Regions from separate parts of the Homo sapiens genome. Here regions 1 and 3 are each linked to region 2. A link is a loop called in an ENCODE intact Hi-C map of the cell type or tissue named here. Cell type or tissue: PC-3. All regions are shown on one strand. Links, peaks and the distances in the headings refer to the core of each region. The heading gives the core; the rest is flanking DNA. Region 1 has its middle 430 kb from the start of MDFIC2. Region 2 has its middle 490 kb from the start of FOXP1-AS1. Region 3 has its middle 410 kb from the start of MDFIC2.

The links. A loop is a pair of places that touch in the nucleus more often than their neighbours do. Peaks named below come from ENCODE experiments on the same cell type or tissue, not always from the same donor. Only the 100,000 strongest peaks of a DNase experiment are listed, where the experiment ranks them.
Region 1: it touches region 2 in a loop (4-fold over the local background); 2 of 110 quality-filtered maps call a loop at or near these places.
Region 3: a loop joins it to region 2, with 14 times the contacts of the local background. A loop is called at or near these places in 2 of 110 quality-filtered maps.

Annotation. Positions count from the first base shown.
Region 1 is chr3:70,732,891-70,743,890 of GRCh38, forward strand. No RefSeq gene overlaps it. Among named protein-coding and RNA genes, the nearest start is that of MDFIC2, 430 kb to the left of the region's middle. RefSeq lists a silencer at 5,068-5,362. In PC-3, for the core only: no CTCF peak of the experiment used is centred there; DNase peaks (open chromatin) are centred at 5,241 and 5,711; H3K4me3 peaks cover 449 bases; H3K27ac peaks cover 1,445 bases.
Region 2 is chr3:70,799,128-70,810,127 of GRCh38, forward strand. It overlaps the pseudogene RNU6-281P. Among named protein-coding and RNA genes, the nearest start is that of FOXP1-AS1, 490 kb to the right of the region's middle. In PC-3, for the core only: a CTCF peak has its summit at 6,591 (motif pointing left); a DNase peak (open chromatin) is centred at 4,404; H3K4me3 peaks cover 3,083 bases; H3K27ac peaks cover 3,865 bases.
Region 3 is chr3:70,718,939-70,729,938 of GRCh38, forward strand. No RefSeq gene overlaps it. Among named protein-coding and RNA genes, the nearest start is that of MDFIC2, 410 kb to the left of the region's middle. In PC-3, for the core only: no CTCF peak of the experiment used is centred there; no DNase peak of the experiment used is centred there.

The sequences.
Region 1 (11,000 bases), core at 1,343-9,342, 67 kb before region 2:
ATCCCTTGGGGAAAGGCTGGGGAAAGACTCATAAACTTAGTAGACATCCCTGATCACCAAACATTGTGACTTTCGTTTGATTTGTAAGGGTAGTCTTGCAAGTTAAGTGGTGTTGGCTTCTGACTATTAAATGAAAGGCACTGAAAGATACCCTAAGCCTAGAAAGTTCTCTCAAATGGCTTTTCTAATAATGAGTACAGATATGCCCAGATGTTTCAAGAGGAAACTTGTGATCAAAGAAGGTAATGAAGTTGAAAAGGCAAGAGTTGGATCTCTGAGTAAAAATAATTTCCCCTTGGAATCTGTGTGTGCATTTTCTAGGTATAAAAGTAGAGAGAAGGAATTCAGAAGTTTTTAAATAAACGTAGTTTCTCCTGCTCCCTTCTTTGCTATAGAATTAGAGCCTCAAATGGAGAAAGCCTCTAGAATGACTTGGACATTTCCATTTTTCTTAAATGACTTCATATCCCATTTTGATAGAAGAAAAAAGATGTTCCCCTTAAAGCATTTTCCCCTGGAAGTCATTCATCTTGGCCATTTCAGTAAGAGTCATCTTTCCCATTTCTCTGACCACCAAAAGCATCAAATCACACAACGGCTAGGGATGTGACACAATATATAAATTTGAGGCATACCTTGTGTCTCAGGTAAGGCACAACATAAGTGATCATTTGATAATGATCAAAATACAAGTTCATGAACAAGTTAACTATTTTAAGTAGAGCAGAGAAGTCTTCCCTATATCTTAAACATCTCAAGCTCTTCCAGTATGGATGGGTAGGGATGAAGTTATAGCTGTTGCCCTCAAACTGCTCATAAACCTCAGCTGATCTCTCTGCTAAAATGCCAGACATGTGAGGAGTCAAAGATTCTTGAATTGCAAGCAACAGTGTGTTTCAGTGAAACACACTTAAGAAAGGAATGGAGGGAAGGTGATTATGTCTCTCATGGAATTGAAGGAAATGCAGGCTCAGGAGAGGCTGCATATAGTCAACTATGGGACTGTAGAACTGTTCACTCAACATTGACCCACTTCTGGATTAAGGAGTCCTGTTTCTTTTATTGTTTTGTTTCCTTCTTGAATCATTCCTGCTAAATTTCAACCTGCCAAGAGAAAAGATCTGATTGGCCTAACATGGAGTCATATGTCAGCAATTTCCCATGGAAGACGGCACACCATGACCAGCTACCGTCAAGACCACACACGATGAAAGGAGATAGCATTCCACAAAGGAAATGGGATGCTGGTACCAAAGAGAAAGACCAAAAAGTAACAAATATTCACCATCATCATCTATCCTGTCAGTTAGAATGGAAAGGTTGAAGAGCATCCTGGATAAATGCGCCTGTCCTGCCACTCAAGCAAATACGTGCAAGCCTCCTTTCAGATGACACACAAGAATAAATGGCAAAAATACATACAACCGTTTGGGTTCAGCCTTACAGAGCCGTGATTTTGGCTACATCCTTTAGAATCTTTGGGCTCTCAGTTTCTTGTCTATAAAATTAATTTAGTAGCCTAAGTGACCCCTGGATTTTAAGAGTGTGGGTGCATATGTCTATATATCTCAGATTTGCCCTAATTACCGCTGGAATAAGACTGCACACATAAAATTTCCATTCATATCTTTCCGCAGAATGTGAATCATAGCAGGCACATACACATTTGTTCAGCAATAACTAAAGTGTCATTACCCGAAGAATGCTATCAGTGCCTTAGAACTCAGAACCGTAATACAGTTTGTAAGATCACAGAAGTCTTAATTTTCTGATCAGATTCCCTGTTAGTAGCAATGATTATTGCCAATAGAGTAAGGATAAAACAGGCCTGCATGTTAGGAATGTTTTAACCATTCCAAATGGTCTTATAGGTTGATGGGTCCCTAGCTGCTTTGTAATACTCTTGAATATTAAAATACTGCTTCAAAATACCTTATTTTCATTAACTCAGAAGACTGAAGCCAAGTGTATATATGGTCTGCATCTTTTGGCAGGCCAGGATTAGCTTAGTTGGAAAAAATACCTTCCAAGTATCACACTAACTTAAAATACACGTACGGCTTTATTCTCTCCATACCTTTCCCCTGTGTCACTCGGAGAACTTTGGAAATAAAGGTAGATTCTGCATGCCAAAAAAAACTCCCTACTTTCTATGTGTAAACTTTTATTTTGTTTGATTTTATCCAATTTTCCTCCCCATTCCCTGGTGATGGGTGCCATTTTCCTATGTCATCTCAAATAATATATGGGGGATTACCTGAATATAATTTGCTAGGCAAGTGAATGAAAAATGCTTTCATTTACATGATTAACTTTTAATTAACATTGTTAATTAACATTGATTTTTTAAAAAACTTTTTCAGCTGAAGTGTAACACTTAACATTGACCTTAACTTTTAAAATAAAAGCTAGGTGTTAAGAAAGCCCAGAGAAGTTGATGATTGATAACATGTATTATGATCTAGCTCCATGTGATCCGGGTAGAAGTTACGAAGTAATGTGCATTGTACCATATAAAACCCTAATGATGGTTAATGTTAGCTAATTAAGATGAACATTGAATGGAGCCAGCCTGGCTCATAGGGGTATTAACATCCCATTAGAGTCTAACAAAATATTATTTTAGTCAGAACTACATATGGTGAATCATTTTAGATTCTAAGACATATATTTGGAATCAAATTAGACACTAAAACCATATTCTAATCATTGTTGCCAATAGAGATAATGTTAAACACCTTCTTGAATTTAATGTTATACCACACAGTCTTTTTGTTTCATTTTGTTTTAATCTTAAACATAGAAGTATGCCATACTTTTATATATTACACCTAAGAAATCATGAATATTTGCCACCCCCAATTCTTTTAAACATCAGATATGTTTCATATTAACCCAGCTAACTGTAGTAAGGGTAATTCAAAACAGCCATTTCTATTGGCTACTGAAAACATCAGACTTTTCTATCTAGAATAATGTTCATTAATTTTCTTTTTTCTCTGGTAAAACATATTCAGGATGGATTTAAGCAGACATATCTGTGTGATGTGAGTAAGTCATTTTGCCTCTCTGGGACATAATGTCCTTGGCCTTCAGATGAAAGGATTGTACCATAAGGTCAAGGTGTCTTTAGGTCCCAAAATACTTCATTTTAATATATTTTTCATTTATTCAACATTTGAATGCCTAAGCATGTCTGTAGACAGTGGGAATACAGACATGAAGAAAGGTACTGTCTGATGAGTCAGACAGAAATATTTTTAAATTCCTATTTAGTTGGTAGGACTCAAATGAGGCAACACTCACTAAACTTGTCGGTTTGTTTGTCATGAAAAATACTTACATAAGGTATATATCCTCTAGCCTATTCTTTCTGTGCCCTCTAAGGAAAGAGGTTGAGAATTGGCAGGCCTGGGGCTGAATGCTTGTGTATCTGAGAAGCAGGACTGGCATATGGGCCCACAAAAAGTAACAGCTACTCTGCACCAGTTTCACAACCTAGGAATAATTATGTTTCTCAGGCAAAGTGTTCTGTGTAGTTAAATCATTTGAGCAGTATATTAAAACCCTATTTTTTTAAAGCAATCAAAGATATATAATACAGTCCAACATATGCATGGAATGTTAAGGTAAGAGATGCTGCTTTGCTGAGACTCTTCTGTAGCTTTGACAGGAGGCCTTGGCCCTCATGCCCTCTCCTCCATGACATGGGGTCTCTTTGGTGGTAGAGAATGGGGAATACTGATTAGTAATCTATTCCGTGCCCACCCCACCCTAGCACGCATGTGCACGTGCACACACACATGCGCACACACACACACATTTCGGTCTCTTCACTTCTCTGCACCTAATGCTCAGAGCAGCATCTCTACAGTAGGAACTCAATTATATGCTGAATGGATAAATACATACAGACCCTTGTGCTTATAAAGTAATGAGTGGTCTCATTTGTTTCTAAACAGTAGATACACAAGAAATGTTTGAGTTAAAACAATGCTTTTAATGATGCCATTAAAATATACATAAACATATTGATATGGAGGCCTCTTCCGTGGCAAATACTATAATATCCCTTGAACGAGACCCTCTGAAGGAAGATACCAGAAATATTTCTTATTTTATTTTTCTATTTATTGAAGTTGTGAAGGGAGAAAAGAATTAAAGTTGAATATTATATTCTCTTTAAATTTTAATACACACTGCATAAAACCAACCAGCTTCTGTGGAAGGATAAATCCTGTATTGTTAGACTGGTTGTGACGGTGACTGCAGGGGAGAGACAGGCCAGGGGAGGAGCCATTCATTCTACTTTAGGGTTGACAATTGTCAATGTCTAGGCCAAATCCAGCCTGGAGATATGTTTTATTTGGTCAACAATATATTTGGGTTTTAAAGTAGTTGCTACTATTTAAAAATGGGAAGATTTCTCAAAATACACTTTTCTGGCTTAAAGCCTAAAGAACAGGTAACAATGAATCCACATTCTTGTTGGGCCTGAATAGTGGCTGCCTCAGTGAGACAGGGCACCTACTCTCCTTGCCACAGCCCCAAAGAACTCTGCCCTAGGTTAATATCGAATTTCTTTAGGCATTTGAGTTTTCAAATCTGTCTTAGATGACCCTGTACCATTTGAACTTTTTTATTATCGATAAGAAAGTGGCATCTATTTTTGCAATTCATATCACTGAAGTGTGTTTAAGGCACAGAAAATTGAAGAATTATTTTCAAGCAAGTGACAAAGCAATTTGTGCAGTATAATTCAACTTTTCAAATATATATGAATATATATACATTTAATGTTTGTATACATGTGAAGCATATTTTACATTTTACATATATATATAAATGTGAAATGAAACCTTCAAATATGTATGTAAATATAGAAAAAAGACTGGAAGGATATATTCCAGAATATTAACAGTAGTCATAGTGATTCTCCACATGATGACATCTCAGAGGGCTTTTATTTTGAATTTTGGTTTTTTTCCATTTCCTATTTTTGCTTTTCTGTCTTTTCTACATTTCACACAATGAACAATGAATTGTTATCTTCTTGATAGGAAGGAGATTTTTTTAGATGGAGTTCAGCATGTGTGTGGTTCTCATTAGTTTCTGCATTTTTCTGGCTCCTTTGTAAGGAGTCTCTGCCCTGCATCTCATTGTAAGATCTGCCATTCGTGTTTACCTGCCAGCAGCACCCAGCTCTGTGTTTGTTTTTCTCCTCTGTGTACATACTGGTCTTTCCACTGCTCACATCCTGAGGTGGTTCACGTTGGAGTGACTGACAGTGAATCAAAATTAAAAACACCAGTTGGCATTAAAGGTCACTGCTTTATTAGAATTATTCATTCAAATACAATTAACTTACCCCTGCTCTGGGGAAAAAGGAAGAGTTTACTCCAGGGAGAAGGAAGGATCTAAAGGGTTCTCCATTTATAGCTTTTCTCCCATTCGAATTTTTTTTTCCCAACAACTTTATTGACATGACAGACAGCTTGAAACAAAGAAAGGGCAAAGAGTGGGAAGGTGTTTCCTTTGATACACACGAGGCAAGGCTAACTTCCTTATTTTGAACGCAGAATAAGGTTTGAGACAAGTGAGTTCTTAGAAAATCTTGTTCACACAGTGATCCACATAACACAGAACACTGAAGTTTTGTCGACCTTTTTTATCCTAGTAGGATGAAGCACACTGAAGGACCATGACTCACCCACCACTCAGGCAGCCCTGGTCAGCACCTAGGAAAGGTGGCTCTATCATTTTTGCATCATGGCTACTTTTGAAATTCTGATAGTGCTACAGGAATGTATACCATATGTACCTAAACCATTACAAACAAATTAGTGAGGCCTCTATTAGCATCCTCTCTAGAATTAAGAAATCCTGTCCTAGAGTAAGAACTCCTATCCTTATGATTCATTCATTCGTGTTCAGCTTTGGAGTCAAGACAACCTGGGCTTCAAATTCTGACATGGCCCTGGGCAAATTACTTAATCCCTCTAAGGCTATAGCCTTATCTCTGCATGAGGATAAAAATAGTACCTATTCAATGATTGTTTCAGGGATTAAATTAGAATCTGTAATGTTCTTCATTGCATACTTCAAATAAATGGAAGTATTGATAAATATTACTGTAATTATTCATTACCTGTGTCCTGACAGTTGTGCTAAGAGTTAGAAAGAAAATGTTATTTTAAAAAGTATGAGCCATGCCTTCAGGAAGCTTACGGTCTTCTCAAAGGATACCCCCAAAGAAGTAATGTAAGACGGCATGAAATCAATAGAAGGATAAAGTAGGCTATTGGTAGTCTGGGACTGGAGGTGGGTGAGAATGGGGAGTGACTGAATGGGCATAAGGGATCTTTTTTGGTGTGATGGAAATGTTCTAAAATTGGATTGAGATGATGACTGAACCATGCTGTAAATTTACTACAAATCATTGAACCATATATTTTAAATTGGTAGATTTTATGATATGATAGAAATCATACTTCAAAGCTATTGAAAGCACAGAACAGCATAATAGTTGTGTATGTAGATTTATACTTAGGGCAGTGGTTGGACAGAGGAAAGAATGACCTCCTAGTACAGAGGAGGGGGTGTGAAGCTGAGTCCCAAAAGGTAAGTAGCATTTGGCAGGGTGCATGGTGACATTCCAAGCAGAGAAAGTAACTATCAAGTCCCTCAGGCAAGTAGGATCAAAGTAATTTGTTGAATCAAAATAAATGTATTGACTATCCTTACATCCAAAATATCACTTCCTCCTTATACAATGCAGAATGCCTGATTTGTTACTATCCTCTCTTTCCAACCCCATCACAAGGTCTCCTTGACCCTAGAGAAAGTAAGGTAGACCTAAATTTGTAGATGTACCCACCTTCCTTTCAAGAAAAATAATAATTATTATTTTAAAAAAACATCATTGCCATGTATCTCTAAAGTCTGGTAGTCCAATTGTTATGACAGGCAATTTTAAATGTAAAAACTGCGATTTTAAATTGAATTTAATTTGAGGATGAGGAAACACATGAGAGTAGTGATTGTAGTGTTGTTTTCCATGTCCCACATAAGCAATTTTAGGAAAAAAAAAATAAGCCAAAAACATGGTCCTAGTACCCACTTCTCAGGGCCCCTTAGGATTTTCTCTGTGTGTACATGTGGAATAGAGAAAAGGCAGTGTAGCTTCATTTCTCAAAATGCTGAGTTCTCAAACTCACTTAGAGATAGTCTTGATGAATGGTAATTTTAGCTCATGAAAACCAGGGTTTAGCTAGGCCCTTAATGTCTTAGTAGGTTACAAGTAATTGTATCCTGCAAAAAAAAGAAATGAGTTTTGAATTTGCATGTCATTTGTACAAAAGAATCAAAGTATCAACCCAAGAATGCCTTGGGCTATATCCGTCAATCATTGACTAGAAAGCCAAGTGGCTGCAGATAATCACTCAGTATGTAAAGGGAAGAACCAGGGTTAGAACCCACTTTTGTGCCTCCCAGTCAGGGCCTCTCAGCACTGCACTGGAAGACCCATTAATGCCACAACATACAAACACTCCCAGGCCACCAGAGGTAATGAAAGACAGTCTTTAAACAGAATGGAAGGAGTTGCTATTGGTACCTGATCAAAGAAAGTGAAGTTTGGAAAACAGGTGAGGCATGTGTCTGAAACAGGACTGGTGCACCACCTCCACAAAGCCCAAGGTTTGTATGTTAGGTTGTGGATGTGTTTCAGAAGCTCTGTTCTCATGTTATCATTCCTGGGTATGTAATTTCATTCTTGAGACCAAAAGATTCCAAAGAGATGCAATCTCAGAGCTAAATGCATCCTTCATATTCCCGAAGACTCATAAAATGAAAGCTCATGATTGGTTGTACACTTGGCTTGAAATTAACGCTTAATTATGCTCACCTCATAGTCTTTGGAAGTTTTGGGTTTCTTTTAAGCTTTTCCTATTTCTGGTCCCAGGAACATAGCAAAGTTTGCCAGAGAAATAGACTTCCTATATGATTACAAATAATCAGAAAGCAGTGTGTGTTTTACTTTCCCTTAGAAAGAAACACTGCAGTCAGGTCAAGAATGGTGTCAAATAAACAACTTTACCGTTTTGAATTTTTTAAAAGCTGAGGCTCCAGATAAAACAACTGCCTCTTGCACACAATATTCCCTGTGATCATATGTCATGATTGATGACAAGTCAAAACACACTTTGTTTACTCAGCTTTAATGTGAATGTGGTGGTCAGGATCTTGTATGGTTCCGAATGTTATTAGATAAATAACGTCCATAAACGTGGTAAAGGTAGAGTTTTGTTTCCCAAACAATGGAATGTTTCCTTTCCACACTTTTTGGGGTCCATTTTTAAAAAGGAAATTCACAACCACTTTGTCTACTCAAAATGCTCGACTTTCTTCATTGAAGGCTTCTCAAAGTCATTACTAATCTATACTTGATTCATTTTATGTGGTCTAGGGAAGGGTTTCTCAACCTCAGCACTACTGACATTTGGGCTGGCTGGGTAGTTCTTTCTTCTGAAGGGCTGTCCTGTGCACTGTAGGTTGTTCAGCAGCATCCCTGGCCTCTACCTACCTTTTTTTTTTTTTTTTTTTTTTTTTTTGTGAGTTGGAATCTTGCTCTGTCATCCAGGCTGGAATGCAGTGGCGCCATCTCAGCTTACTGCAACCTCCGCCTCTCGGGTTCAAGCGATTCTCCTATCTCAGCCTTCCGAGTAGCTGGGACTACAGGCGCATGCCAACATGCCTAACTTTTGTATTTTTAGTAGAGATGGGGTTTCACCATATTGGCCAGGCTGGTCTCAAACTCCTCACCTCGTGATCTGCCCACCTCAGCCTCCCAAAGTGCTGGGATTACAGATGTGAGCCCCTGCACCCGGCCATCTACCTACTATTAATAGATGCCAGTAAAACCCCCTAAGGCATGACAACCAAAAATGTCTTCAGAGATTTCCAAATATCCCCTGGGAAGCAAAGTCACCCAGGAGCTGTGAACCGCTGGTCTAGTTTTTTGAATATGGCATGAAGGTAAAGTATTCAGGGCCAACTAAATTTTATTAGATAAATAAGATTATTCACTACAATAGCATCATATAAAAGATTAATTATAACAAGAACTTAAATATCTTGAACAATACTGATTGTTTTAAACAAGTGAAATTGAATTACGTGGCCATTAAAAAAAAGAGGCAATCCTTAGTATTCCCATCAGTCTTGAGTGAGCAATATGGCATTTTCCAAGTAAAAATCCAGAATTTCTTTTTTCTTTCTTTCTCTGCATATTCCTATGGCATGCTGAAAGGAACAATCGCCTTCCATTTTTTTTTCCAGGAAATACTGCACCAACTCCATGGGAAAACACAAGTGAGTTTTTGTTTTTTTTTTCTTGCTGACTAAAACATTCCCCTGAGAAATTTCAGTCTTTTTTTTATACCACTATAGTTTATCCTTGGCCTTTCCGCAAACATATTTTAAGAAATTCTTTGCATATTCGTCTTCACTGGCGCTTCTGGTGTTATAATGAGGCATTTGTTATAAACATTAGTGACCATAATCAGATTTTAGTTTGAAATCTTATATCGGCAAACTTATGTAGGAAAGAGTAGAAGTGCAGACAACATTACTGAAGAAACAGTTAATACAATTTAAATAAAAAGGTTTATGGCTAATTTCAACTCATTTAGTGAATTGTAATCATATGATTACCTATAGAACCTCCATAGTATGATATTTGAAAGATCAAAGTTAGTGAAAAGTCAGCATGTAATTAGTTTCTTGCTTTGGAGCATTAGGTAGAATTACTGCAAAGAGGCAAAACTATCATTTTATAGAGACCCTTAGGAGATTTATAACGATGGTAGACAAATATATGCATACAATATCAGATGGTGTGCTAAAATTTAATTTTCATGAGAAAATGTGGTTGAAGATGATCACAATACGTGGGGATGTTCTTATTTTAATATTGGTGGATGTTATTAGAGAATCATATCAAAAGATATGTCACCAGGGAGAAAATATCATTTATAAATCACTAATGAGTAGCAAACAGTGTTTAGCTTGGAGGTATAAGGCATCTCTTCACAATGTGCATTTATGATCAAACACAAAAGATCAAGTGCAGAAAGAATAGTAGATCTATATTTTATCTCATTCTGCTAAGGAATATTTTTCTATACTTAGAGTTTCAGTGCCTACACTGTGTTTCCTGTTCATCAGAGAAGACTCTGCAATTAGAAAAGGATTTTTATGATGTCTAATTTGGAACTTAGCTAGTAAGATAATACATGACTGTACAGATTATGTATTGTATAGATTTTATTTATGTCTTTAGAGTAAGACATAGTTGTGCAGTCAGTTTATCCAGGAGAAAACGCCAGGAAATCTCATGGCTGACAACAGACATCCTCTGGGGACATTTTGAGATTTCTTGCCTTTAAATATAAGGTAAATTCAAATGGTTCTCAAGCTGTAGAGTGTAGTTCTTTGGGCCTTTAATCATCCATCTTTTCACTGTGTTAGGGTCCATCTAAAATCATTTCCTAAGAAAAATCCTAGGCATGGTCCCAGGTAAATGCAGGACTCTGAATACCTCTGAGCAGCAGGTGAATCATCTTCAGGAAAATTATGAGACCTTCTTAAGTACCCTATTCTTTAATGAGATGATATCAACCCATTTTTCCTCAGCTTAACAAACTCTTAAAATGTATGTCTCCAAACCTACCTAGAAACCTAGATGAACCACCGTCCGGGCCAACAGTTACCTTGAACCATTTTTTAATGATGCATATGTGGTTCATCCATTTTTCTGGAATACCTCATATTTGCCTCTGATCATTGGAAAGCTATGACCCTAAATCACATTGCTCTTGGGTACAATGCCATCTTACTGTACTGAAGACAGGGACAAGCTAGAGCCTTGAGAAATGTTTTGTTACGCCTGTTACATAGACCTTGTTGTTCATGTTACTAAGCACCTTCTTTATGAAAAC
Region 2 (11,000 bases), core at 2,080-10,079:
TCACCAAAAAGCACCACAGATATAAATAATCTCAAGAGTTAGCTAATAGCAAAATGTAGTGAAATAATTAGGAATGAATGGCTTTTGAGTACTTATTACCCGTGTTTTGATGTAATTTATTATAAGTTTATATAATTTAATTTTTAATATCTGTGCTTACAACCAACTCACAGAATTTCTGAAAATTTAAAATCAGCTCTTGCAAATCAGTGTGAGCCAGGTTTAGCTGTAAGTATCCAATCTAGAGCCTGATGATTCTATCTAAAAAAAAAAAATACCTTAAAACCAGTTTACTTTTCTTCATTTCTGCCATCATCTCCCTAGTCTGTGTTTTCATTGTTTTTTTACTGGACCCTCAAAATAGCCTCTTGTTTTTCTACATCTACATTTAACCCTTCCCAACTTGTTCTTCAAGTTTCAGCCAGTGTAATTTTCTTAAAATGCCAATATGATTTTGTTGACCAATGCATTTATTAATTGGTTTATTTAGCAAATGATTATTGAGTTTTATGTCCTAGGCACTGTTTTAGTGGATTAGGATAAATGTGTGAACAAAGGATAACAATTGCTTCCCTCATGTAGAGTACATATGACTTGTAGAGGAGGGCCAGGGTATAGACAATGTGCAAAACATAATAAATAAATTGTGCTGAAAATCAGAAGGTAATGAGTGCTATGGGGAGAAAAAATGCAAAGCAAGGTAAAAGTAGATGTAGTAGGGAAGTTACAGTATTAAGTCTGGTGCTCAGGATATGCCTGATAGACAAGATGACATTTGAGAAAGGACTTGAATAAGATAAGGATTAGCCATTTGGATTTCAGGGGGAAATAGCCAGTGGGCACAGAGACCAGTGTAGCTAGAGCACCATGAGCAGTGGATAGGGGTGAAAAAAAGTTAAGTTGGAGAGCTATAGAGAAAATAACATGGAGGTTCCTGGAGGTGATTGTAAAGACTTCAGCTTTTACCCTATTTGAAATAGGGAATCATCACAGGGTTTTGAACAGAAGAGTGTCAAACTTTTGAAGCAGATCACTCTTGCTTAAAATCCTTCAGTGTCTTCCCATTGTTCTTTAGGTAAAATCTAGCATTCTTCACATAGCCCTTCAAGCCCAACAGAATGTGGTCTTTGTGTCATCTCACCATACTGATCTCTGGCTTCTCTCTTCCTCCCTCGTGTTTCTTCCAGTCCTTGAATGGGGTGCTACTCTCTACATCAGACAGAGCCTCCATCAGACACTCATAGCTACCTGAACTTGTCCTTCATAATAATACTTTCATACTAAACGGTTGATTGTGATTTCATGATCAGTTGTTAATTGTTTATGTTGCCTACCTGCACTGCTCTTCCCTGCTGGAAAGGAAGCTAGATTTAAGCAGCGATATTGTATCTTTCGTTCACTGATGTATCTCAAAGAATTAAACCAGTGCTTGGGACATAGTAGACAAATATCAATTGAATGAATGAATGTCTTATATATTAATATATTCCCAGTGTTTAACGCGGGGTCTATTCCATGATAGACCTTCTGTAATTTTTTTGTAGAATGAATAGATAATCAAATGGATGGATGAGTGAATAGATGATTGAATGAGTGAAAATAATGAATAAGTGAATGATGTATATTTCTATTATATTCCCAGTACTGAACTCAAAAGTCTGGCTTGTGGTAGCACATTCTGCATTTTTTTTTTTTTTTTTTGCTGTTGAGTGAATAGATAACTGAATAGATGGATGAATAGATGTTTGAATGTGTGAAAATATGGAAGGACTGAATAAACAAATGAATAAATGAATCATTTTTAGTCAAGTCAGAAGAGTTTCTGTCTTCCAAGAAGAATATCTCTTCTGCCCAGAGTGGGTCACTTGATCGGCCCATTAGTTCTCTATTTGGTTTCCTGCCATGGATATATTTTGAAGAACATTTTTATTAGCTTTGGAGTCACTTGCAAGGTACTCTTGAATTCTCTTTTGGCTTGCCTGCATTCTTGTTCACACCTGACCTGCCATAGTTTGCGGATCTCCCTGGTTTCCTTACTTGGGCCACATTTCCAAGTGTCCCTTTGATCTCTGGCACATACTTTTGCTAGGCTTCCAGTAAGGTGTTTTTAAACAGTCTCCAGATTTCCTGTGGCTTATTGACTTTTTAAATTATTCCTTTCATTTGTTTTTCCTAACCAGTGCCTACACTTGTTCTTAGGTTCCTTTTATAAAATTGAGTAACCACATGATATATAAATGTTCTCTCCCAGCCCAGAATGGTCACAGTGTTGTGATCACTCAGAGATACTTTTTCTTCCAGGTCCTGCCCACCACTCAAAGCCAAGTCTAAAATATTTTTCTTCCTTAATAATTCTAAAAGGCATTTTTCTAAGAGGAGATCATTTATCTTATCCAATAATATATTTGTAATCTATATGTGAACCCTGAATAAATTAGTCTCCAAGAAAGTACAGAGCATGCTGCGTATATGTGCTGTAGAATGAGTGTGTGTGTGTGTGTGTGTGTGTGTGTGTGTGTGTATACCGCATAAAGTAAAGGTACTTTAAAAACGATCTCATTTCTAAGTTGGAAAGTCTCTAATCATGATAACTCCTTTACAGAAACTAAAATCTATTCAAATAGGAGTCAGAAAACGTTTCTGGTTCCCATCTACACAGATCAAATGCTAGTTTGTCTCTTTGTTGTCCTATTTTCTCCTACCAAAGCCTATTTGAAGAAAGGAGTTCAGCAACCTAAGAGAAATAGAAATCATTTAACATAATGAAAAATTCGCTTTCACTTTTTTTAACCAAACATTTCATCAGTCAGGATTTTTCCTACCAAAGATGTTTATTTTCAACCATTTGCTTTATTTGGCTAAAAGGTACGTTCTTTGCTACATTTAATAGGCATGTGTATGCTGCTCAAACTAGAGATCACAGAGTTTTCATCTGCAAATTTTTACCAGACTAAAGTGAACCAAAGAACATGTTAGAAATTTGAGCCTATAGTGCATATATACTTCTCGCAAATATTTTAGCAGACTGTCTGTTTCTCAAAAATTTTATATGATAAAACACATCATCAGTGTTTACTCAGATTCTAGGTTGTGGTGCAAATGTAATAGATTTTGTCTTAAATAGTGAAAACTGGAAATACACCTTTTTCCACTTCAAACTTTTGAATTCGTCAAGTTATAATGAAGAAGCTTTAAAGATGTGGTGATATGTTTTCCACCCATGATATTGACATATGCACATAATTACCTTTTTTTTTCTTTTTGATACAATTTCATTATTTGTCATGCTGGCTGTGGCGTACCAATAAAGCCAAAATATCATATTAGAATTCATGACAGTTTTCACATTGTATTATCAATATGTGGAAATAATTGTCTGCTCTGAGATTAAATTACATTATTGTGTATCTTTTTCATGCCTAATAAATAATGATGGATGGCTTTTATTTTCATCACCACCTGCAACCATTTAGTCACCCCTTGATTGTTGAAGATAAAATAATAAAAGGCAAGTGTTATGTTGCAAGCAGAAGAATGTAGTCAAAACAGTTGTATGTTCCTTGTTTCCATTTGCATTATTTGAGTCCCTAAAGAGCAATGCATGGTGGTCTATAAAAGATAGCAACCTGGGAGAAACATGGCAAACAGTTCACGTAAATGAGGGGAGAAAGTGGGAAAATATTTTTTTCTAGTAGAACAATAATTATTTCTTGGTGCACGATTCTTAATCTGAAAATGAGTTTTTTGTTCTGCTGTGCAAATCAGTTACATGCAATCAGAATGCAAAGCAGAGGCACATCTTACTGTTTAGCCTTTTTAAATAGAAATGAAAACAGCCCGGAAATTGTAGCAAAGTTGAAAATGCATGCTAGGTAATTTTGAAATCCAAAGACATAAAACCATGCATAATAAAAAGGCCACTCTAAACTCATTACATTTTTTTGAAATTGGCAATTAGAAGGCTTAATTTTAAAATTAGAACTTGCATGTTTGGAAACTTATTAACTGTATTTTGAATGGTCAAGTCCATTGCCAATGTTAAAGTGTGTTTTGTTTACAATTCCACTGCCTCATAATTTGGTTTTATCTATGTCAGACCTGCTCAGATGCTTTTTTTTAATTGTTCAACATTATGCTTAAGCAAAATTGATTCACCTTTTCTGGTGAAACTTTCGAATTAAAATTATAATCAGCAAATGCTGTGAGTCTTAAGGGGAACAGAATTGCCTTGGAGGTTTATGATACTATTATATTTCATCTCGGAAGAATGTCAAGCTTTTTTACAAAATAAATATATGGTGTTTATAATGGAAACTAGTCATTTGATCATTTCAGTTATAACAGTGAGGTAAGAAAGCAAACTGTAGACAAAATCTTTTTTGATATTTGGTTATGAGTCACAGGTTGACTCTTTACAGAACAGTTTCGCATGTTTGGCTCTATTATCTTTAAATCAAAAGAAGACAATCTCAGGCATAGCAGAGACTGAGACCAAAATCCAAAGGTAATCCTATCAAATGTCAAGTTACTGCAGAGAAATGGCTTGAAAAATAGGCCAGTGGTCCATTATTTGATGAACCCCAAGTGAATGCATAAGCTTGCGAGTCTGTCTTTCGCCGGGTGTTCTATTAATGTTCTTCCCAATTGTTTTAGAGCATTCATTTAAAAACAGAGGGGCCTTTCCCTTGTTTATGGCTGTTTTGCTATCTGACTACCCATCTCCCTCTATAATTAAATGCCACGAATAAAATAATAATAAACATAATTTTATTTGTACCATTACTCACTGCAGAAATTACATCTTTACATTTCCTATGAGAATCAAAGAGCAGTCATGCCTCCTTCCTTCACATTTGAGAGAGCTGTGTAGAAGTCGGAGGCTTTTCTAGATTCTCTGAGCCTGGGGGGGAATTTTGTGGGTTAGCAACCTTTGAGACAAATTATTTTGCAGTGTGTACATATATACCTATCTTCCCTTGATGATCAAGATTTTACCTGGCCCATGTAAACACCTTGGAAGACTAATTCTATAAAACAGACTTGCATAAAAATCACCCACAACTTGAAACTGGGACATCTATCTGTGGGCATAACGCCATGCACTCTAAAGAAAGTAAGCTTTAGCACATGCTGCAAAACTCTTCTAATTAGAAGCCCCTGCTAGTCTTTTGTCCCTCAGTGCTCAGTGGAAGTTCTAAGAATCCAAAGCTTTACCCAAATGTACCTTGCCCCAAGCATCCTGATCTCACTCCCTGGTAACAGGAAGTTCCAGAATGACATCCTCATGGAATTGTTTTATTTTTCTCTTGCATTATCTCTCGTCTGTTGTGATTTTCTTCAGCCAAAGTCTCCCTGTCATGACCTACCAAAAAAGAAAACATGTTGAATAACTGCACCATAAATACACAAAATGGAAACGCTGAACTAGCTCCATTAAAATAAATCATTCTTAGTACTGTAAACCTTTTTGTTTTAATTTCACACTTTCTATCATCCTAGTGGTTTGCTAGTTCTAATAATGTTTCTGGAGTCTGTGCTACATATATGAAGACATTCAGGAGTTTTTAACAAACACAAAAATTATTAACTTTCCTGCCTTACGTATTTGCAAGAAGGGGATGTATGAACAAAATAACTTATATCCAAGCATGCAGCTGAAATATTGGAATGTGAAAACTCCCCTGCCATTAACAGTTAATAGTTCAGTGCTCTGGGGTAACAGCAGTTGCTCTGCACTTCTCAGAAAAACATTTGGGAAAAAATACTTTGGACTAATAAAATTAACGTTAGAATGACAACAAATTTCAACATCTGTGAAGCTTTTGGGGAACTTTCAACTCTTACCAATAATACATGCAATTTTATAATTTTTAGGCAACGTACCTATTTATAAAGGCAATTTTTAACATCAAAGGAAAAATTGCTTTATCTAAAATGTATACTCAATATTCAAAGCATTACCACAAGATAAGTAATTTTGGACAAAGATTCTTAAAACTACTAACTGAGCAGTAAATATTTGTTCAATTGGACATTCTAAATGTTGAAATGTGTTAGTCATTTTGGTTGAACTAATACAGTACAATGAGATTGCTTTCACTTTTCCAGCAGCCTTCTTAAGTCATTTTAGTGTTTAAAAACTAGTCCTGGGCTCCAGAAAACACTGTGTTAGGGAAGGAAAAACAGACTCTTTGGCTAGAGTTATGGAAGGAGGGTGGAACCTTATGAGTTACATGACTACATAAGATGTAGGCAATTTTATTTTGGCAACAAATTCAGGCTTTTGCATTGGGTTTTTTCTTAGACTGTTAATTCAAATACACATGCACGAATCTCCTACGAAAGGAAAGATTCTTACTCATCTGCAGAGCATAGATAACGATTAATTGTTCCATTTCATCTTTCAGGCTACAGTACTATGAGTTTAGGAACTCTGCAAACTGCGAAATGATCTGCCCCGGGGGAAGTGACTAGGATCACAATGTAATTACTCAAAAAATGGACTCAGATCATATCCCAAATCTACATGAAGAGAGGTATATGCTTGATAAATAGTAAAGATGATGTCAAAGATCAGCTTTCTCCCTCTGGTGGAATGTTCAGCACTCTCAGTTGTCTTCACAATATTATATATAAAGCACCTAGAACATAGAACCTTATGTGATGATCATTTCTCAGGTGAAATAGTGCACTGGACTATCCAGCTATTTCACTGGCTAGATGTTTATTTGGAAACTCAAAACAAAAACGCAGAATGACTGGTGACATTTATGATATTTGCCACTGGGCCAGTTGGACCTTCCTTCACGATGAAATAGGATCTCAGTCTCTAATCTGCATGTCCAGACCAAAGACAATTTGATGTAACTCCATTATAGCATATTTTAAACTTTTCTTGAAGTTCAGGAATATATCTTTCAGAATCCGTCAGTACTTCAGAAGCGTGGCTCGCCAAACCAATCAATCTAGTACAAAGTTTGTTTTTAGAATTCAAGTTCCTTGTTACTGCTTTGCAAGCAGATGTCTTCAAAGATATAATATGGTGAAGAGATTATGTGATTTTTGGGTGTAGCAATTCTGCCAGTTATAATTAAAAGGGCCAACATCCAAGTTTTGTTTTCTTTATAAACACTGCAGAGTGTGTCAGTGGCCAATCTAAAATTACCCACAGAGGAGTGTGTGCTCTCTTCTTTAGCACAAGATAATGAAGATGGTGTGTGAACGCACTATGGTTATAATAAGCTGATGGACTTGCGGTCCTACGCACAAACTTGTCCAAATGTAATTATAAGAGTTTTGAGAGAATTGTTGCTTCCTAAACTGACTAGTCAAGTGACTCAAAAGTTAATATCATCAAATTAACAGTCTGACTTTGAAGGTCTACAATTGTACCTTAGAAAATAAATACTTGCAATCAGTCATTCTTTCTTAAAGGGAAAAAGATATCTTTGAGAAGTGTCTCAATGCAGGGCAGTCTATTCAGCATTCTCTCTATGTATTGCTTCTGGAGAGGTGAATTGAGTCTAAAAATAAAAAGTAACAAAGGGCTGAGCGTCCAGCTCTTTCCCTCGTGTGTGGAGGAGAGAAGGCCAGTCTGAACCTGCGCTGGTGTTGATGTGGTTGAGAGGGTGCGTTTGTCAGGCTCTGCAGCCTGGATCGCAAGGGTGAGAAATACAGTCGGGGCCCCGAGAAGGAAAAGGAATATCTCAAGGTGATTACTGAATCATAAGCCTCCATAGCAGCAGTTCTCATATACAGAGAGAAAGAAAACAAGTCTATATAAAAGATTCAAGATATCAACATCTCATTCTCTTGGGAACTGGAAAACAATCTGAGACAGAGGGACATGGTTGTCAGAAATCTGGGTAGATCAGAGAGGGAAGCCAAGCAGGTCTTTCTCCTTTGTGTTTTGGGCACAGTCCTTCATAAATTTTGTGGACAAACTGTGGTGTCTCCTTATCTTCCAAATAATGAGTGTCAAAGCATCCCAGTGTCTTTTGAGGGGAGTCCTCTTACTTGGTTGCTGTGGATGAGTGACTTGCAGGTTTCCACAGGGGATTGGATGCTAGGGCAACTGATAACAAAAATCTCACTCACACCAGCCTCGTAGTTCACTGCAATCTCATTTGCTTTGGATGTTCACACTGGCCTAAGACCAATGTCTCCTGTCTCAAACTTGCCATATTGAACTACTGATCTATAATGGTAAAAAAAAAAAAAAAAAAAAAAAAAAAAAAGACACAAAGGTGAAAGTAACAAGTTTACCAAAACACCAATCATCCAAATCCCAAAAACTTTTCCTTTGCTGAACTGTTTTTATATTTCCTTTTTTCCTGAGCTATGTCTCTCTCTTTTTTTTTTTTTTTTTTTTTTTTTGAGACGGTGTCTCACTCTGTCACCCAGGCTGGAGTGCAGTGGCACAATCTCAGCTCAGTGAAACCTCTGCCTTCTGGGCTCAGGTGATTCTCCCACCTAAGGCTCCCAAGTAGCTGGGACTACAGGTACATGCCGCCAGGCTTGGCCAATTTTTTTGTATTTTTTTTGTAGAGACAAGGTTTTACCATGTTACTTAGGCTGGTCTCGAACTCCTGGACTCAAGTGATCCACCCATCTTGTCCTCTCAAAATACTGGTATTACAGGCATGAGCCACCACACCCAGCCAGGTACATGTATCTTGACAGGTGAGTCTCATATTACCACATACTCCCTTCATATAAATATAGGTACATGTTCATGTCCAATCCATTCCCCAAAATGTAGCCAGAGCAGTGTTTTTCAAAGGGCAAAGGGCAAATGTCATTCTTTAGTGTCTAAGTGAAGAGTAAAATACTTCCTCTAACCTGTACTCTTATCTAGGCTCACCTGACCCATTTCCCTTCACTCTGCCTGCTCCACCCACTCTGACCCTCTTTCATTTTGTCTCCTGCCATCTGACTTTCATGTGGTAACCACACATCTGCCCCTCTCAGCATGGAATCCTTCCTCATGGATGCCTCCCTAATGAAGTCAAATATTTCTATTTTTATGTCTGATAGGATCATGATTCTGTATGTCATAGAAAGGAGCATGGTTATAATTTTACATTTATATGTGTATCCATTGGTCAACATCTACTTCCTGGACTATAAGCTCTGTGGACTATAACCACGCCTATTTGGCTTTTTATGGTATCCCCCGAACTTATCCAATGCTTGGAAAATAACACTCAAAAACATTTCAGAGTACTCAGTTCAAAGCACATATACTAAAATTGGAACAATACGGAGATTAGCATGGCCTCTGCACAAGGATGACACGCAAATTTGTGGAACATTCTATATTTTTCTGTCACATGTTCTCAAATGTAGGAGCTAAAAAAAAGTTGACCTTATGGAAATAGAGAGTAGAATGATCATTACCAGAGAGGCCAGGGAGGGTACTGAGGAGGTGGTGGGGATGAAGATTGGTTAGTCAGTGGATCTACACTTGAGTTAGATAGAAGGAATGACATCTAATGTTCAGTAACATAATAGAGCAAGTACAATTAAAAATAATTTATTGTATATTTTAAAATAACTATAGAAGTAGAATTGGAATGTTCCTAACACAAAGAAATAATAAGTGTTTGAGGTGATGGATATTCTAATTACCCTAATTTGATCATTACCCACTCTCTGCCTGTATCAAATTATTGCATATACCCCACAAATATATACTACTATGTATTCATGAAAATTAAAATTTAAAATATTAAAATTTAAAAAAAAATTCTGAGATGAGGGAATAAATGTCCAGACACATTTCAATTAAGTTGTCATATGTTACAAAGGCCATATTTCTATATTATATACTATATAATATCTGGTGGAACTCCTAAAGAATATAGTTGGGGATTTCTCTAACTATTACACTATCATTACTAATCAGGTTAAGTAACCCTAGTTGTTGAAACACACAGTCCCAGCATTTCAGCAGATTAACATAACAGAGGGTGATGTGTCACCCTTGGCACAGTCAAATTTGGGTTGAGAGTGTGGGGTCACTCTGCTCCACAGAGTCATACATGGACCCAGTCTCCTTACTTCTACTGTTCAGACCTCCCTTAAGTCTCAGAATCCTCCCTAGATTCTTGAGATCTATCATCCAACAAGCGAAGAAAGAGAAGAGTGAGACCTGGAAGTGGCTATATCACTCTGTCCACATTCTATTGGCCAAAACATCATTGTACGATCCCATCTGGTTGCAAGGTAGGTTGGGAAATGTGGCCTTCCTAGTGCTACCCATCATTTTGGTTTAGCTCCAGTTAGGTAAGATGACTAAAATTTGCCAGCAGTTACTAGATACTCCAAAAACTATATTATCAGCAAGGAAGGGAGAACAGTACTCAAAACCAAACTCTCAAGTAAGGAAAGTGCCAACATTAAATGGACTGATTTAGTGGTATTGTGTCTGTCTAGGAATGTGCTACATGGTTTGGTAAATACAGTTTTCCTACAGCAGAGAATCTCAAAACAAGTACATTTTAAAAATGAACTTTGAAGAATCAGCTGGAGGGTATACAGATTTTCATATTCACTTTAGGATTTTTCATTTTCATATTGTACTAGTTAATGTGCCAAAATGAAAATAGCTTTCCACAAAATGGAAGTTACACTATAAAGTTGGAATTGGTATTATCTGCTGCTGAATTGCAATGGAATCTCAAAAGGAGTGATGTAACTATGGAAGCAGGATCTTCTCCTTGAATGTTTCGCTAAGATTCTGTCAAACAGATCAGGAAAACGGAATATATGCAAGATTGACTTTGCAATCAACAAGCACAAAAAGGCCCTGGTAGATAAATCAGTTGAAAGAGAACATATACAATGACTGACTGGCAGTATTGTAAGACACCATTTGAGGTTTGACATTGAAGATATTCTTGAAGAATAATTTATCTGAGAAAAGATCAACTTGCTCTATAGAAGTGCCAAATTTAGAGTTATCCTACTTAATGCATCAACATCAACCTTAATATTTG
Region 3 (11,000 bases), core at 1,544-9,543, 81 kb before region 2:
CATTGAAGCAATCTACAGAAGAGGCTGGGAGGTAAGAGAACTGGGAGAAATTGAATCTGATAGGTGGAGCCATGTAAATATCCTCTGTGCTTCTTTACTATCCCCTCTCCACCAGGCAGTGCCATGGCATCTGCTCCCAAACTGTTCCCATCCTGTTCAAAAACTGACCTGAATATATATTGGGCTTAATGACCAAATGTTTAAAAATTCATTGCACAAGAACAGCTGAAAGCAGTTGATTGGTTTGAACTTTATTGGATGCACCTTGCTTCCCAGAACTGCAGTAAAGGGGAAGGTCAGCTGGTAAACATTTGGGCATTTAAAAACTAAGAGGCCCGAGATTTCCCAACATCCCTGTCTGTTTTCCTTACCCAGAGCATTGGGCACTACTAAGTTCTTTGTGCTGAGCTGAAGGTTTGGTTTCATCTGCTGGTGTCCTAATACAGGAGGGTCAGAACGGACTTGGAGAAGTGCCTGCCCAATAACTCCTGTCAGACTCCAGCCCTGTGATGTTAATGTCTGCAAACTTTGTCTTCCTCGATGTGGGGAGTCATTTCAGTTGAAGAAAGTAGGTATTTTTTGTTTTTTCCTCAAGTACCGTTTATAAGTGATTGTCGTTCTGAGACAGATCAGTCTTCTCCAGGAAAGGCCAAATTGCATTATATTCTAAGGAGACTCATCACTGGACTGAACTTTAGAAGTTTGCCCTATGTGCATATAATAAAAGCACCAAGGGAATGGCAACTTCATAATGTCTTCCGTAATGTTACATTCTCAAATCATGGCATCACCTTGGAATGTATTATTGGGAAAAGAAATTATTTGCTAAAACAATGACTGTTTGGCATGACAAAACAGTCAAAGTCCTGCTTACAGTGGGCTGCTTAAGTAGATAAAGTCTATCTTAATTCTGGAAAAGCTTGTACAATTTTTAATACCCTGTTCCTTCTTTATTAGCCACAACTTTTCACTCCCTGCTTTTCCTTCTTTCTTGTCTGCGCAGGGAAACCCTGTGCTTCTCTACATCAGCTAATATTTGATCAATCTGATTCTAGTTATTATTGATGTAAACAAACCTCAAAGAAACTCAGGCACTGGAAGCATCTGTGAAATGGACTGTGTTGAACAATGGCATTTGGGGTGGGAGAGAGAAGGAATGAGGATGAATGGAAGAGATGGTATACTTCTTCTTCCCGCAGTTTCAAGCTATTTCCTCCTGTGATCTCATAGCATTTACTGTTGTTTCCACCCCTGCAATTATTTCTATTACAAAAACTGAGTCCTTTTGCTTTATTTGGGGGCCCTTGGAGTATACGTGTGTTTTAAACTCACTCTTCTCTTCAACTGATTTATTCCTTTCTTCTTTATAATTTTCCCTTTCTCAGTGTGTAGCCCTTTGTTATTAGAATGATAATCATAATAATAGCAGGAATGTAATTTCCCATAATGCTAATAGTAGCTGTGTGCACATACACACCCAGCTTATTCTTAGATTCATTTACGCTCTGACTTCTTCATCTCGTATTTAAATACAGCAGGTGTTTATCTTCATCAAGAAATGTTTGTTGAGCTTCTCCAGGGAGCATGGGGCTGTCCCTAGGTGCCGTGGGCTTACACAGGGCAGATTCAAAGATGTGGAAGTACTTTTTTTTTCCCTAAGACCCAGGAGCACAGAATTTTATTTCATTTCTTCAGATGTTGTAAGTGGCAGAAAGTTTAATTCTGCTTACCTAAAATTCCCTCAGCTCTGTTGGCAAGGACAGACAGACCAAAGCGTACTAACTTCAATTATTGAATAGCGTCCTGCTTTTAATGTGGTACTCTGCTTCAAAAGTATTATTGAGAGGGATTCTCTTTTTGCAGGCATTAGATGGAAAGAATAGATGGTGATTAAATAAGTGCTGTTATTATTTTTTTTTTTTTCTGAAGCTCTTCAGCAGCCTGAGAACATGACATTACTCTTCATGGTGCCTTTACGATACAGGTAGAATTCAATCGAACAAGGAAGTTGAGTCCTCAAAGTGGGTTATATGTAGTAATAATAATACCTTTCTAAATTAGCTTTTGGTTTTAAAAAGTGCTTCCTGCTTTTTTTTTTTTGAGATGGATTCTGAAGTATCTAAAATAAATACATACTAATATCTGTAGTTATTTTTAAAAATTTATCAAAAGTAATACAAATACAGCAAAATATAATCATTCAATCTCAAAAGAAACAACAAAAAGTGTTTCTTTATAATTCTTCTCATTGGTACCTCATTAAAGCCCAGTGAATTTGTTACAACAAAAAGTTTCATCCCTGTTTTATAGACGAGGATCATGTGGCTAAGAGAAGTAGACTGCTTAAGATCACATGGCTAACAACTGCTTTCATCAGGATCAGGATGCAGGTTTTCTAATTCCAAATCCAGCGCTTTCATTTTCCTTCTTTTTAACCATAGTAGGTTGCTCCCTAACAATTATAGTTACAACTGAACATTCAGGTTGGTCCACATTAGTTGATTGTGGATCTAACATTAGTTGTGTCCACAACATTAGTTTTGGACCTAACCTTCTAAAATCTGGATTGACAACTTTACTATCAAATAGAAGCACTGAATTAATCAGACAAATTATCCAAGGTAAAACTTAAAATGTGTCCAAATTGGCCAGTAACTTAAAATATGTTCATGTTTTCTATCTTGAATTTCTTACTTTTAGTAGGATAACATAATGTTAACAGCTGAGATTCTGGGGGTAAGTCAGATTATCAGAGTGACCCTGAATAAGTGTTTTTACCCTCTCATACCATAGTGTAGGTAATAGAAGCACCTGCTCACAGAGTTGTGAATATTAAATAAGGTAATGTACTTGAAGTTCTTAACACTATGTCTGCTACAGAGTAAAAGCTCAAATACTACTCACTAAATACTGTAGTTATTACTGGTGACACTACTACATTTACATTAAATTAAACCTCAGCCAGTGTACCTTAAACGTTGAAATGGCTATAAAAAAATCGAAAATTTTACCTAAAAAAAAAATAAGAAGTTAGAGCACATGAAAACTACTTAAACTAGATATACCTTGGTCACTGTAATGTACCTAGATACATCCACCAGAACACCAGAAAGCAAGATCAAAATAAAATATAGGCTATTGGGTCTTTTCTGGAGGTAAAGAGCAATGGATAAAATATCGAGATTACTGAATATGATGGGATTCAAGATTATTGGTAATGAAAAGCTGTAGTTTCAAAAGGATGAATAGATAATTTAAGGAGAACAAATCTGAATGATCAGCAAATATGAAATGCTCCAGGTCATGAGTATTCAGAAGTGCAAGTTAAAGTAACAGTGAGATATATCACCTAACAAATTGTCAAAGAAAATTATTTAAAGTGATAATACTAATTACTTGTAGGGATGCACAGAAAAAGTAATCTCATATATTCTAATGACAGAAATGAAGTAGAAATATGATTCTAATGACAGCCATGAAAAATAAATTGTGTAAAGGGTTCAAATCCATTTCTGGAAATATAGTCCTTGGATATAAAACCACCAGTAGGCAAGTCCACATATACAAAGCATATTATAAGATTGTTCATAGGAATAAAATCTAGAACCAGTGACTGGCTAATGATATGTATGGTACATCTACACCATGTAATATGTCCATTAAAAAGAACAGATTAGTGCTCTTCCAGTTTACTTGAGAGGATTTCCAAGAGTGTTATGGAGCAAAAACAGTAAGATGCAAACAAAGGTTTGCCAAATGGTCACATTTTAATAAAGCAAACAATATATACATGATGTGTGTGTGTATGCTTATATGAGCATTGAGGAAAGTAAAGTGGAATGCATAGAAGAGTGTTAAACTTATAGCATGCAGGAGACAAAAGTTTTAAGTGCACCAAAAATATATGCACACCTGTATATAAGACACGTCCCATTTAAACTATAATACATATATAGTGTATATATGTCTTATATATAAGTATGTAGAAATTAAAGAATTGTTTGAATGTATTAACTTATTGGAAGTTAATGGAGTATATAATAAATGGAGTATATAATGGAGTATATAATAAAGCAAATTTCAAGCAACTTGGTTAGCATCATGCCATGTTGTTTAAAAGCAAATGAACAGATAAAACCTGTGTGTGTATGTGTGTGTATATATATGTATATATGTGTGTGTGTGTATATATATACACACATACACACAAACGTGCGCGCACACACACACACACACACACACACACACATATATATATATATATATATATATATATAAATAAAACAGGACAGCAAATTTTGGCCAGTAGGCCACATTCCAGCTGGCTACCTATTCTTGTAAAGTTTTATGGGAACACAATCACATCTATTTTTGTGCTGTCTACCACTGTTTTCTTCCTATAAGGGCAGGGTTGAGCAGTTTCTACAAAGACCATATTACCAGCACAGACTAAAATATTTACTATGTAGCCCTTTACAGAAAGTTTGTCAGCCCCTAGCATACATGATTGTATATTCACATAAGCAAACAGAAAGGTGAGGGTGCACACCAGACTGTTACTATTGGCTATGTCAGGAATCAGGATTGGATGGGCATAAGGAATAATAATTAGCTTTTGTCACGATTGTTACTACATGCATGTATTATTTTCATAATTTGGTATCCAGTAAAGAGTACTAAAAGTTTAACAATTTCAAAAAGAACAATCACCTTAGAAAACATATAATTTGGGATGGGAGGATTGGGATTATTCATTCATAAACAAATATTTGAGTGAGTCCATGTGTTAAGTATTAGAGACATATATAAGCAGGAGAGTAGGAACTTACAGGCTCTGCAAGAAGCCAATGTAATCAGTGTTTTTAAAAAATGCCATAATGAAGATAAATGTGCTGAGGAGCAAACTAGTTCATTGAGAGATTTGGGAAATGCTTCACATAGCAGGTAACATTTGAGTTATATCTCAAAAGGTAAATCAGTGTTTCTTAGGTACAGAAAGGAATTGTCCAGGCAGAACTGAACAGAGAATAGAATGGGTCAATCAAAGACATGAATGAGAGCTCATAATTCACAGAGCAAGAAAAAGCTAAAGCATAGCTCAAAAACAAAGTTGCAGGGCTTATAGGAAGATGGTGGAGGAGGTTTGGGAGTCAAAGATAGGTTTTAAACTATAGGTTGTCCTTACCTTTTGGAAGGTAATGTAGGTTGTCTTGGACTTTGTTGTATCAACAATAGAGAGTCACTTCAGGTTTTTAAAGAAGTTATTATCTTGAGAAAACCTCCAAACTGTTCTCCATAGTGGCTGTGCTAATTTACATTCCCACCAACAGTGTGCAAGTGTTCTCCTTTCTCTGCATCCTCGCCAGCATTTGTTATTGCCCGTCTTTTGGAGATAAGCCATTTTAACTGGAGTGAGATGATAGCTCATTGTAGTTTTGATTTACAGTTCTCTGATCAGTGATGTTGAGCACTTTTTCATGTACCCATTTGCCATTTGTATGTCTTATTTTGAGAAATGCCTATTCCAATGTTTTGCCCATTTTTTTAATCAGATGATTGGATTTTTTTCCTATAGAATAGTGTGAGCTCTTTATCTATTCTGGTTATTAATCACTTGTCAGATGGGTAATTTGCAAATGTTTTCTCCCATTCTGTGGCTTGTCTCTTCACTTTGTTGACTATATCCTTTACTGCACAGAAGCTTTTGAACTTGATGTGATCCCATTTCTTCATTTTTGCTTTGGTTGCTTGTGCTTGTGGGGTATTGCTCAAGAAATGTTTGCCCAGACCAATGTCCTGGAGATTCTCCTCAGTGTTCTCTTGTAGTAGTTTCATAGTTTGAGGTCTTAGAGTTAAGTCTTTAATCCATTTTGATTTGATTTCTGTATATGGTGAGAGATACAGGTCTTGTTTCACTCTAATGCATGTGGATACTCAGTTTTCCCAGCACCATTTATTGAAGAGACTGTCTTTTCCTCAGTGTGTGTCTTCGACACCTTTGTCAAAAAATAAGTTCACTATAGGTGTGTGGGTTTGGTTTTGGGTTCTCTGTTCTGTTCCATTGGCTTACCATATGAGCCAGCAATCCCAGTGCTGGGTATATACCCAAAGTAAGGAAATCAGTATATTGAAGAGATATCTGCATTCCTTTTTTGCTGTTGTTGTTCCTTTTTTGTTGCAGCACTGTTTACAATAGCTAAGATTTGGAAGCAACCTAAGTGTCTATCAACAGATGAATGGATAAGGAAAATGTGGTACATACATACAATGGAGTACTATTCAGCCATAAAAAAGAATGAGATCAGTCATTTGTAACAATATAAATGGAACTGGAGATCATTACATTAAGTTAAATAAGCCAGGCACAGAAAGGCAAACATCATATGTTCTCACTTATCTGTGGGATCTAAAAATCAAAACAATTTGAACTCAGAGTAAAAGGATGGTTACCAGAGGTTGAGAAGGGTAGTGGGAGGCTGGGGACAAGGTGGGGATGGTTAATGGGTACCAAATAAATAGAATGAATAAGACCTAGTTTCTGATAGCACAATAGGGTGACTATAGTCAATAATAACTTAATTGTACTTTTAAAAATAGAGTGTAATTGTATTGTTTGTGATGCAAAGGATAAATGCTTGAGGGGATGGATAGCCCATTCTCCATGACATGCTTATTTCACGTTGCATGCCTTATCAAAACATCATATATTTATGGGGTACATGGTATGTTTTGATAAAGGCATGCAATGTGATATATATATACATGTACTATGTATCCACAAAAATTTTATAAAATAAAAAAGCTGATAGGTACAAAAATGATTATCTTGAGATTTGTGTTTCAGAAAGGTATCTCTCTCATCAAAGAGAAGATTTAGAGAGCAGGAGATGGTTACATTAACAGAACAAGCTACATGTAACTTTCTCAGGTTGACAAGGCATTTTAATAAACAATGAGGAAAATAGTAACAGCTAGTATTTATTGATTATTATGTATCAGGCACTCTTCTAAAGCACTCCGCATATGTTAATTCCTTATGTCCTCATATTGGTTACTTCCTCACATTTTACAGATGAGAAAACTGAGAAACTGAGACATTAAGTGACTTGCCCAAAGTCACAGAGTTATTAAATGGCACAGCTAGGATTTGAACCTGGACAGTTTGGCACCCGTCTATACTTCCAACTATTCCAGTATTCCATTTGAGGCAAGTTAACTTTCATTAATCTCCTGCCACATGCCAGGCAGTCTTACATGCTAGGGCCTCAGGCCTTGCTCTGTGAGAGTTTTCTCATAGTTTAATGCCTGGGCTAGCAAATGGATTGATTGGAAGTGGCTGACTGGTATGTTGAGTTGAGAGACTTTGACTCAGAGTTGGGTGATCCTTTAGATACGTGTGCCATGACTGAGGGAGGGAGGTAGTATAAGACTTGCTGACTTCCTAATGGCTTAGGTGGATACCGTGACTGACACAGAAAACAAAATAGGCAGAGATGGTCTTGTTCAGAATGGTTGCCCAGGGGAGTTTGGGTGGCATGTCTATATGTCCTTGTGGAGTTTTATTAGACTCTGCCCCTCCCCATAGTGCTCCCACCTACTGAACTCATCCAATTGTCCTGGTGGTTCGTGAGGTCAATTCCCCCAGACTCTAGGTCATCACTTAGCAATGCAGACTCCAGGATTTATTATTGCTGTCTCCTAGCAAATACATGAAATTCACTTTAGTTCAAACCACCCAAGCATGACAACTCCAATAATGATGTTTTAATAGTGTCTACTGTGTAAAAGTTTCTTGAAATCTGATATCTGACATGAGCTAATATAAGCAATATCACAGCCCCCCATTTTTTTTAATAAAACAGTTCCTTAAATGAGGAACTCAGTTGTACTGTACTGATAAAACCTAATGATTTCTAAAATGACGTTTTACTCCAATATTTATAATTTCATTGTTAACCAAGATTGTATTGTGGTATTTCAGAATATAAGCAATAATGTTCCTCAGCCTAAGTACGTTGAATTCACCTCAGAAAATTTAGGTAACTAATTATCTGAAACTACTGAGGCGGTGACTGTTTGCTTCCTGTATGATTACACTATAATGTGAGGTTTTTCTGTAATGGAACAAAAACAATCCAAATTCTTTGCTCAGTATGCTAACTGGCTACTCTAAAAATTGCTGTTAGGTTACTTGCAAATTTTTGTATAATGAGTATTCAGGTTCAGCTTAACAAGGTTGACATTGTTTGGGGGTAACAGATGTGTGCTTACATAGTTTTAAATGAAACCAAGCCCCAAAGAGGCTCAATAAACAAATGACAATGTTTGGAAAAGAAAGAAGCTTGTTTCCTTTGATAGGGTGCAGGGAATTTAACCAACCTGTGTTTATAATTACTGTCTGGTTTAGTTAGTGCGAAAGAATCTACTTGCTACTCACTTATAAATAAACAAAATAGACCTACTTTCCTATTTTGCAGCCGGCCTTTTGGAGTTTATTTTTCTTTTTCTTTCTCTTTTTTATTGACTACAGACCACTTACTTTATGTCCAAATTATGTTGTTCCATTTTAAACATTCTTCTGGTTTTAGAGTCTCCCCTTCTTTAATTCTTGGCCTGACTTATAAAGATGACACCTTCTCCCATATTTCAAGTCTTCCCTGCTCTCACAGCAAATCTGTAAATTACTAAACTGTAGTCAGTCGTCCACATTTGGATGTTTGGTTGAATACCAAAGGTGATTTTTTTTTTTTGGCAAGCTTATATAGAAAACAAGTTGCTACTACCCAGTTAATTGTAAAGCAACATCAAATGAACACTGTCAGTTTCGGGCCGTGGGAGAACATTGTGTAGAATATGAAGTCAATTGTTTGAACCTTCTGAACAGGCACATATTTTTGAGAAATTAAATCTCACCTTTTAAATACACAAAGGCATGCTGTCTACTTTTGAGAAGAATTGTAGAAATCCATTAATTGTTTTGAAATATTCCCTTGGAGATCTTGCTATCAGTAAATTTACTGCTTGCTTTATGTCTATTGTTAGTTAATTGGAGCAGGTATATTGATTTAAACTTTGGGTTGGCTTCACAAACTATTTCTTTTATTTTTCCCTTAACTTAAGAATTAATTGTGCTAACATAAAGATAGGTCATAAGGAAAAAGATATTGCATTTTCATTTCCATGTAGTTGTATTTTTAAAAAATCTACTTAACCAAATGCTTTCTCAAAATTCTCCTGCTCCTTGAAATTAACATTGGACTATTTGTTATTGAAATCACTCTTCGGTGTTAAGACAGATTTTTACTAGTATGTGGATTTACCTTTTATGAAGATTGCATTAATCCATCACGAAAATTTTAAAACTCAATAAATTCATTTTACCATAAAAGATGTATAAAGCCATAAGCCTTTTCCAGATGTGGATGTGGATATAAGTTAAAAAAAAACTCGTCTGTTCTGAGAGAGGAAAAACTGTTGACATTTCTTTGAAGTGTAATCTCTTTTGTTTATTTGGTTTTTAATAGCTTCCAGCAGTTAGCCACATATTTTTTAAGTGATGTTGCTCACATACTCTTTTTTTTTATTTTTAGTTGTGAGTGGCATTAACTTGCTGCCCTAAATTTAGAAGCATAACCTGTAAAGAAAGAAGACCATCCCTGAGATGTGTAAGTGAGTAATTGCCAAAAAGTGCAAGTCCCCATTGTGCTCAGCAACTGTTCTAAAATGGAAACTATGGGGAGCAGAGGTCAGTGAGTCAATTTGCTATTGTACTAGTCTTTAATATTTATTTATAAAGGACAATCTTTAGATGTTGCAGATTTTAATAGTAAAAACATTTTATTCTTTCTCTATGCCAGTTATCTGACCATTCAATGTAAACCAAAGATAAAGAATTTTTCAGCCTAACCATTGTGCATGTCACCTGTGTTCCATGGCATAACATGTGCATGTATGCACGTGGGGATGCACAAATATCCTGTAAATGAGAGGGGAAATTTACAGTGATAAAAAAAATCATTAAAATTGAGTGGCTGAAAAGCCTGACACTGAAAAATGGAAACTATTTGGAAAGTAAGTGAAAACTCAAAAAAAAAATATGTACAAGCTTTTGACATTTCATAATGATTTATATAACAGGCTGCATGAGAATTAATTTGATATCAGATATAATGCTAGCCATAACCAACTGCACAAAGCAGAGTGCATTCAAGGTTGAGAACGTTTTTATATATATAAATTAAGTTTGAAAACCATTTCTCATTCTGTCCAATCAATGTTTTTTAAATATTACTTATATTAATGGGATTCTCCAAAGTTTAATATGGTGGCTTTCGTATGTGCAAGTGGACTCGTGTAGGCATGTGGTTCATTCCCATCTGCAACAATTCTAATGTGCATTTTTATGTATGCTATATTTAAATGCTGTGTTTCTTTGGTTGAGATTGATTTTTTAACTGAGCTGAAAAATAGTCCTAAAATTTTAATACAATTCTACCAAACTGATACTATTGTTGTTAGAATAAATGAAAGAAGTGTGTCCTATAATTTTGAAGGAAATCCTGAGCAAAATCAACTTGTTCTATGTTTTTAATGCAGTTCTAAGCAATGTGCTGTACCCACTAGTAATAAAATTATTTTAAGGGATGCTCCTTGACCAGCAACTCAAGCTACATATTAAGATTTGCTCTGTTTTTCATGTGTTTTCCATCAGGGAAGTCTGTGGTTACCTTCCTGATTCTGCTGGACTGGAAAAACATAGCTAATATGGTGTGATCTGGAGAAAGCTTTGATGCAGGGACTTTGCAAATAAACCTCCAGATGCCATATGGTTTACATTCATCTCTCAATTTATTTCCTATAAATGTCTATTGAATATTCCATTGAACCAACACATGTGAAACAAGAGCTGAAAGAGAACAGTATATAGAATACTTTGTGGCAGCAAGTGATTATCATATTTCTTTCCCAATATTGCTACCAGCCTTAAATGCATGGCAAAT